2 separate regions of the Homo sapiens genome follow, and region 1 is linked to region 2. A link is an interaction called in ENCODE POLR2A ChIA-PET data of the cell type or tissue named here. Cell type or tissue: PC-9. All regions are shown on one strand. Each heading gives the region's core, and the rest is flanking DNA. Links, peaks and the distances in the headings are about the cores only. Region 1 overlaps SPECC1L (sperm antigen with calponin homology and coiled-coil domains 1 like). Region 2 holds the start of LOC105372960 (a long non-coding RNA gene).

Region 1 (4,394 bases), core at 83-4,082, 99 kb after region 2:
AAGAAACTCCAAAAGTCTGCCAATAGTAGTAAAAGTCTGCCAATAGCAGAAGAGATGAACAAACTGTGGTATATTCATCCCATGGATTACTAACCAACAATGAAAAGGAAGTGACCGCTGCTAGATGCAACAGTACAGATAAGAAACCAGACACACATAAAAAGAACATAGTGTGTGACTACGTTCCTGTAAAGATCAAAAACTGGCAAAAATCATCTCTGGTGCTAGAAGTTAGAATGGTAGTTACTTTGGGGGAGGACAGGAAGGGCAATGATTAAGCAGAGGCACGGTGGAAGCTTCTGAGGGGCACATATGTTCTGTTTCTTGAACTAGGTGGTGACTGAAGGACATGTTTCATTTTGTGATGATTCACTAAACTCAACACCTGTGTTTTGTGGACTTTGCTGTACGTATGCTTTACTTCAACAAAAAAAGTCAAAACAAAACAAAACACAACTCTGCATTTTCCAACTTACCTTTTACCCTAAGCTACTAGCAGGCTCTCTGCTATTTTTCCCTATTTCTTTTAATTTTTGCTACAAAATTCTGTAAAGGCATGTGCATTCTCACACATAAACACCCCCCATCAGTAAGTCTAAAAACATGAAATGGATGAAGGAATAAATGTTCAGCCTACTCTTTGTAACTGATGCAAAATGCAAATAATTTGGTACAAGCATTCCGGACACAAATAATGAAATACTACAACCAGGTACGTATACTTCTCTAAGTCAAGCCCAAGTTTCACATGCATCTTTCTCTCAAATTTGAAGATTTGTTATCAAATTTTACCTTTCAAGTTTCCGAGGAGGATTGTTCATACAATTAACAAATGTTTACACTGTATGACCACAAATAATCATGGAGAAATATCAATTATAGATTCTAACTGAAGCTTATTAATTCATGTCTGTAATTTTTAGAAAAAATTATCATCAGTATAATGGAAAAGTATATTACTTCAAAAGAACTAATCATGAACACCTGAACAGTAAGTGAACCCTGCAAAGCGTAGGCATGCAGGAAACCCTCTCTACATGGAAAATAATCCTCTCCACTGACTGTGACCAAGGAGAATTAAGCATACAAAGGCTGCAAGCCCAATGACACAGCTCCTGACAGAAGTGGGAATAATGTCTCCAAAACTCACTGTGAGCAGCAGTAGTGTTTTGTATTTACAAAAGCTCCAACCAGCAGTGAAGTGTCCTGGATCAAAAGAGTCCTTCCCCTTAACCCTCAACTACATCTAGCCTCAAACAATACTTGAAATGAGAGGTGAAGAAATGCATATCCTGTATCCTGTCACTACAAGAAGAGAGTCATGAGAATATTGTGCAGTGACAGACACACAGGTGTGGGTGTCCATAAATGAATGGGTGTGTGCACATGCTGTCTCAATAATTAAGCCAAACACTTCATTCATCTGGTTAATCATCAATGCTCCATGACAGTTAAAGGAATTCAAATTGTAGGAAGTATCTAGGTGCCAGAGAAGCACAGGAAAAAAAAAAGTTAGAAAAATAAAATAACACTGTGGGGTCTCAAAGCCCTTCAATGTTTTCCATTTTTTTCCCACTATTTTCTTCTTTCCTTCTCTGTTTTTACTTTAATCTCCATTTAATGACTTTTTCCTTCCCCTCTCTTAAGTGAAGGCAATTGCTCCACTCCAGGAAAAGTGTTGCCAAATAGTTTTACCTCTGTCCTGACCTTCCTGCTACACACACACACACACACACACACACACACACACACACACACCCTATTTAAACTTGTTAATGCAGCAGAGCCAAAGCTATGGACAGCTGGCATGTGCTGGCAAGAGTAAGTGTACAGTTTTGCTTTACAGTGGAAAAGTACTCACTGTTCAAGACCAAATTCCCAGCAACTCCAGATCCAAGACTCAGAAGGTGTAACATGCCTGCTCAGTGCACATTCCATAGTAAACCTCCAAAGACACTGCCTGCCTCTGACGAAGAGGCCACAGAAGGAAGGCAGCAGTGCACATCTAATGCCAACATTTCAACCTGTTCTTCCAGTCACATAAATAACAGGTCACCTAGTCACACAGGCACTCCACGCCAAAGAGAGCCCCAGCAACTGAATAACCAGTTAGGTCAGAAAATGCCACCTGTCTTACACCAAAAAGCAGCAGCACTGCCACCAACAAAATGATTCAGTGTGTTCACTGAGACAATGGAAGCTGGGCAAGGGTCTATTCCTGGCACCATCCTCCAGGTCACAGAATGATACCTAACAATTCCTCAGGGCCACAGCTAGGAGAAAATCTGTGTGCATCTCCGAGCCAAGGGAATAAGCCTGGGTTCAGTTCCAACAACCTTAGAATAGAAAAACCAGCATTTCCTGTTAGATCTTTCTACACATATAAGGAAGTTCCTCATCGGCTGTTCCTGAGTTCCTTCTTAAAATAATTAAGCCATGATCTATCAGGGCCCTGCCTGGAATGAACAGATCATGTTTCCAGTTGTGCATGCATACGCACACCTCTAGTCCAGCTACTCGAGAGGCTGAGGCAGGAGGATCCACTGAACCCAGGAGACCAGCCTGGGCAACATAGATCTCATCTATTTAAAAAAAAATGGTAATAGTAATAATAAGAATAATATCTCATCTCTTTTTTAAAAAATGGTATAATCATCATCATCATCATCATCGTGGACCAGCTGCCAGAAGAACAGCAATTTGTGGTGGTGACAGTGAGGGAGACAGGCAGATAAAAACACCTGTCTAGGGGTCACAGGACTGCCAGACTTGGCTCACATGACCTTTTCATAAAACCTTCCCAGGCTTGAAACAATATTTACTTACCTGAAACTGTTCACAATGCTTTACTGCTCTCCCAGGGTATCTGACATTCTCCCTGGGTATTTTCATTATTCATGTTTGTGCCTTGCCTCCACCCTTTCCTCCACAAGCTCCCTGAAGGCAGACTGTACCTCCAGCTCACACAATCACAGCATCCTGCACAAGGCAGGTGCTCAATTATTGTTTCATGAACAAGCCTATTGTCTGGTTTCATTCAAAAAGACAGACCAAAAACAGCAATTAGGTCCACCCCACTGTAAGCTCTCTTCAAAGGCCAAGTGTTCCCAGCACCAGAAGAGGGCACACCCCTAAGAATGCTCATTTAATATATTAAACATCATATTTAAATTCAGTCCTCCAAAAACCCATCATGTATTCAAACATCACATGAATACCTTTGACAATGATGCTGCTGTTCCAGGTTTTACAAGTTTGCCTCCCGTAGATGCTGAAGAGCTGTTTTCAGGTTTAATTTTTTCTGCTGTTTGCGTTTTACTTATTGCAGACACTTTAGGCACTGAGCCAACACTCCTGCTTGCTTTCTTCATTCTGGGCTGCCTCTTCGTGATGCATTTACAAGCAAATCTGTGGGAAAAAAATGGCATTACACTGAGAACATAACTGGAAGGAAGCGCTTTAGAAATTTGTTTTCGAAGAATTTTACCATGTGATAAAACTGTTTGAAAGCTAGATGTCACTACAGAAAAGTTGAAAAAAAATTTTTTTTTTTTTTTGAGACGGAGTCTCGCTCTGTCACCCAGGCTGGAGTGCAGTGGCACTATCTCGGCTCACTGCAAGCTCCGCCTCCCGGGTTCACACCATTCTCCTGCCTCAGCCTTCCGAGTAGTTGGGACTACAGGCACCCACCACCACGCCCGGCTAATTTTTTGTATTTTTAGTAGAGACAGGGTTTCACCGTGTTAGCCAGGATGGTCTCGATCTCCTGACCTCGTGATCCACTCGCCTCAGCCTCTCAAAGTGCTGGGATTACAGGCGTGAGCACCGTGCCTGGCTCTGATATATATTATAATATGGGTGAACCTTGAAAACAATACACAGATGACCCCTGACTTACTATTTTTAAACTTTACAATGTTTCAACTTTACAATGATGTGAAAGCAATAAACCTTTAGAAACCATACATTAGAGTACCCATACAACCATTCTGTTTTTCACTGTCAGTACTGTACTCAATAAATTACATAAGATATTCAACACTTTATTACAAAATAGGCTTTGTGTTAGATGATTCTGTCTAACTGTAGACTAATTTAAGTGTTCCGACCATGTTTAAGGTAGGTTAGGCTAAGCTACGATGTTCAGTATGTTAGGTATAATAAACGTATTTTCAACTCATGACATTGTCAACTTACGAGGGGTTTATAGGATGTAACCCCACGTTAAATAAAGGAGCATCTGTACCAAATAAAAGAAGACCACGTAAATGTCTTCTTTTGAGAAGTGTCTGTTCATATCCTTTGCCCAATTTTTGATGGGGTTGTTTTCTTCTTGTAAATTTGTTTAAGTTACTTGTAAATTCTGGATATTAGACCTTTGTTAGATGGGGAGA
Region 2 (4,394 bases), core at 85-4,084:
GTTTTCTGCAGGCCTGCAAAGATCTTATCAGGATTGGCATACAAACAGAAAAATGAAGGGCCTGGAGTTGTGTTCTTCCACTAACAGTAATGGGGAACCTCCATGTTGGAGAGCAGGAGACACAGTGACACCCTAAAATCTGTGGCCCCAGCATGGAATCCACAGGTGGACGTGGCCATGGCCACACATCTAGGGACAGCCTGTGGGAAAGGGCAGAGGGCCTGGGGATGGGCTGCTCTTTTTGAGGATTCATTTGCACACTCAGCGAGTCCTCACCTGGGGTTTCATGGGTGGGCGGGCATCTTGCTGGACAGGGCTGACACACGGACTTGACATGGGCCAGGGCTCAAGGAGGTTTAAAGGGAAGAGTGGCTGGACTGGGGTCAGAACAGCCAGGAGCAGGGGGAGGGCAGTCAGAGGCCGGCTGGTCAGTGGCTGCAGAGGTCCGTATCAAGTTGGGCTGGAGTGGTGGGTGGGAGATGTAGGGCTCCAGAGATACTTGGCAGCTAAAGCAGACTAGACTTGGCAACAGACTGGCTATGAGGAGGGAGAGCGCATGCAGTGCTCCGGATGGGCCTTGGCTTCTGTGGGCAGAACCAGACGCTGGTGGTGGCCTTCACAGAGGCAGAGCTCCCTGGAGGAAGGTGGGCACTGAGCAGATGAGGGGTGTGTTTTTGTCACCTTAAGTTCAAGATACCTTGGAGATACCCAAAGGTGCTTGGTGGTGCTGACACGTGAGTCAGGAGAGCAGTGCGGAGAGACAGAAAGTGCGGCATCATCGGAGTCCTGTATGGGATCCCCTAGGGATGGTCACAGTGGGCCATAAGCAAGAAGGAGGCCTCGGATCCAGCCCCTCAGCACTCCAACAAGTAATGGCCATGCTGAGGAGAACAGCCTTTAATGGAACACAGGGAAGGGCTGGGGGTTGGGGGAAAGAAACCAGAAGGCAAAGGAAGAGTGTGTTTAAAACAGGACAGAGTGGTCAATGCAGCAGTGATGTGGAGAGGCCACAAGGACTTCCAATCTCCTGCAGTTAGAAACATATGAGTTGCCATGAAGCAACAGGAGCAATGGCGAATAAAGGGAAGAGCAACCACAAATCAGGTTTGTGTGCTTTTAAAAAAGGGAGGGAGTCTCTCACTATGTTGCCCAAGCTGGGCTTGAACTCCTGGGCTGAAGGGTTCCTCCTGCCTCAGCTGCTCAAGTAGCTGGGACTCTGGCCGTATGCCTCGCAAATGAAATTTTCAGAAGCCAGAAAAGCATGAAATTAGATGAGCCATAATAGTGTTACAACTTTCACAGATATCCCTTCTTACGAGTTTATTTCACAGACCTTGCCTAGAAATAGCATTTCTATTTAGTAAAAGTGGCGTTTTCAGTGCATAAGGAAAGTCCTTATCTTCCAGGGGTTTCCCTCTGAGGGAAGGCCATTTACACTTTGCTGAAGAGCGGAGGGGCTGGAGGGCCAAGGGCCTTCCACTCTGCACTCATGTCCTGATTCCTACAGAGACAGCTTCTGATGGAGGCCAGCAGAGCCCTTTAAAGTAAGCTATTCTCAAAGCCAAAACTCACACTTATTTGAGGGGAAAATGCACATTAACGGAAGGAATTTCTATTGTTCACTATTCACAGGCAATGGTGGCAATCTAAGAAGAAAAAAATTAACTTTTTTAAAATAATAGAGACATAGAAAACATATTACTTACTAATTATAATGCAAGTTTCTTACCGATGAATTCAGATTTTGCACTTAGTTTTTTTCAGGTCAATTTAGAGCTTTTCTACTCTACGAGATAATTCCATGTTTGGATTAGGGTCGACAAAACAAGAGAGATGACATGTGCCAGAAGAAACTTTCAAAACGGCCTCTGCACAGACTCGAATGAGAAGCTCTGCCCCATTTTCTCCTAAGGGCACACATCCTTCATCCAGGAAATGTCAACTAAGAGATGTGACAGGGGACAGACAGGGCCTGTTTCACAGTGCCATTTGCTGTCCTTTCTACCCTCATAAAGACTCCTGACAGCCTCACCCCTCCAAGGGACTGGCTGGGTGGTTTCCACTCACTGCTTCTTGACCAAGGATGGAAACCCCAACTGTAGATGTGACCCTGCCTTCTGTCTGTGGCCTTAGGGTGGGATGTGAAAGCCAAGAGATTATACAAATCTCCACAAAAAAGATTAAAAATATGTCATAAAAGATCTCTAAATGTTTTAATTTGTTTGAAGTTTAATTAAGGGCCATAAAATATACTCCCAAATACCACATGCTCTTTAAATAGCTATTAAGGTTCTGGTCTATTTAAGGAAATGCCACTTTTATGGACACAGGGCAAGAAGCCAAGGGCTCTGATTCATCTCTCTGCTGACACATGCAAGCATCCACTTCCTCATGCCTGTCTGAGCCGTGCAGAGCGCTGTCCCCAGGTCCACCTTCAGGCAGAGGTGGTCCTCACTGGTCCTCCAGCTTCACAAGGACACCACACTGTTAAGCTGCAACCCAGTGCACTCAGAATGAAACCTGCTGGGGATCACAGCCCAGCCTCATGAGGTAAGAGTGAGTTACTAACAAAACCCTGGCTCACGATGCCCCCCTATACTGTGGCAGAGTTTGGGAGCCTGAGTGAGGTGAGTGAGGTTCCTTTTCTGTGTAGTATGGTGGGAGAAGATATAATGTCTGAAAGAGAGTAAAAAAACCATCGAGACTGTTGATTGATATCTCTGGGTAGTGGCTGTTAAACACAGAATGCCCTGGGAGTGATGAATGGGCACCTGCCTGGGGCCGGTGGTGCCTGTGGGGTAACCTGGCCAGGCCCTCTAGCTGCTGATCTAAGGGTGCTGCCCTGGGGACTACAGTGCTTATCTCCTCCCTGAAGCAGGGCCAATCTCTGCTCCAGGTCAGGGGAGGGGAGAGAAGGGAAGGGGAGGGAAGGGGAAGGAAGGGGAAGGAAGGGGAAGGAAGGGGAAGGAAGGGGAAGCAGTACATTTTCAGGGAGAGTCTTGCCTGGCTCATCATGGAGCCCAGGTGTTGGTACTTACATGGTAAAGAGGGAGCAAGAAGGAGGCAGGGCAGGCGGCCGAGGTAGGGCAGGCGGCCGAGGTGGAGCTGGCAGCCTCTGGAGATAAGCCCTGCATGTCTTTGCTCTTGATCTAATACGGACCCTCAATCCTCACTGTGCGCTAGAATCACTGCAAAGATTTTTCGGGTTTTCCTACGCTTGCCCCACCCCAGAGACATTCATTCACGTGGTGTGAACGAGTCAGGGCATAATGTTCTTTAAAGGTACCCAGGTGATCTGAATCCACAGCCAACAGGAAGGCTCACCATTTGAAAAACTGAAGTTAGGTGTTAAGTACAATGGGGTGGTACATCTAAAATGTGACATCGGTGAGTTTATGGTGATATCTACAAAGGCACACCCAGCCTGGCTTGGAAACCACTCGTGAACCTGAGTGCTGGAAAATCAAGGGAGAGGAACAAGCACCTGATAGAACTTTCCAGACCAAACCATAGTCAAGGCAGCTGAACAGCTGACAAAGGGGTTTCTCTGTAAAGAGGAAGCCTAATGAAGGAAGGAGTGACAGAATTACCCAGAATGACTGACCTCGTTATCAGAGGCAGTGACATCACAGAAAGAGGCAGCCAGTCCTGCTGCGAATGGACAGAACTCCACAGCTGAGATGTTTCTGCCAAAAACATGAACTGGAATCAGATCCACCCTCCAGCTCTGCCTACCAGTTTACACCACGGACAACAGGATGGGGAAGGAACCAACAGAATCTGAACTGTGGGTCACTCTGTAGGATGCACAATCAATCCCGTTCCTTCAAAAAGAAACTGAAAGAAAAAAAGATTTATGAACTGAAAGAGACCTAAAAGAGACATACTTCCAAACACAATGTGAGAACCCTATTTGGATCTTAATTCAAGCAAACTGATTATGACACAATGGGAGGAGTGAGCTCTAAGTGTGTGGTGACATTAAGTGGCTGGTGTTTGCTTCCGAATCCTCCAGGTGGGCGTGGGGACAGTGCCCTATGCTGATATCTTGTCGCTAGGGCTATGTACAGGAGGGTTGTTTTACCATTCTCATGACTTTAGTGCATATTTGAAAATTTCCATTAAGAACAAACAAACATGAACTTGATCAACAACAGAAAGACAACCCAGTTGCCCAAACATAAAAATGAGCAAAGGACGTAAATAGAACATTTCCCCAAAGATATACAAATAGCCAACAAGCACATGAGAAGGCTCAACACGGTTAGTCACTAAGGAAATGCAAATCAAAACCACAAGAAGATGACACTTCACAGCCATTAGGATGGCTATTATTTAAAAGAAAAGAAAAACATGGTGAGGATGCAGATACTGGAATCCTTGGACACTGCTGG

The links. Peaks named below come from ENCODE experiments on the same cell type or tissue, not always from the same donor. Only the 100,000 strongest peaks of a DNase experiment are listed, where the experiment ranks them.
Region 1: POLR2A ChIA-PET joins it to region 2 with 6 read pairs; 2 of 35 experiments call an interaction of 5 or more read pairs at or near these places.

What each region holds. Positions count from the first base shown.
Region 1 is chr22:24,301,209-24,305,602 of GRCh38, reverse strand. It overlaps SPECC1L (sperm antigen with calponin homology and coiled-coil domains 1 like), which reads right to left. Exons shown (of 17, transcript NM_015330.6): 3 at 3,219-3,408. The coding sequence starts at 3,371. SPECC1L-ADORA2A (SPECC1L-ADORA2A readthrough (NMD candidate)) reads right to left here. Exons shown (of 20, transcript NR_103546.1): 3 at 3,219-3,408. Among named protein-coding and RNA genes, the nearest start is that of SPECC1L, 33 kb to the right of the region's middle. RefSeq lists a silencer at 1,688-1,982. In PC-9, for the core only: no CTCF peak of the experiment used is centred there; DNase peaks (open chromatin) are centred at 2,042, 2,402 and 2,842; H3K4me3 peaks cover 2,389 bases; H3K27ac peaks cover 4,000 bases.
Region 2 is chr22:24,400,681-24,405,074 of GRCh38, reverse strand. The region is part of intron 14 of SPECC1L (sperm antigen with calponin homology and coiled-coil domains 1 like); the gene reads right to left. The region is part of intron 15 of SPECC1L-ADORA2A (SPECC1L-ADORA2A readthrough (NMD candidate)); the gene reads right to left. It overlaps LOC105372960 (a long non-coding RNA gene), which reads left to right and starts at 2,416. Exons shown (of 2, transcript XR_938082.3): 1 at 2,416-2,550. RefSeq lists an enhancer at 3,579-3,638. In PC-9, for the core only: no CTCF peak of the experiment used is centred there; DNase peaks (open chromatin) are centred at 2,034, 2,364 and 2,784; H3K4me3 peaks cover 315 bases; H3K27ac peaks cover 2,982 bases.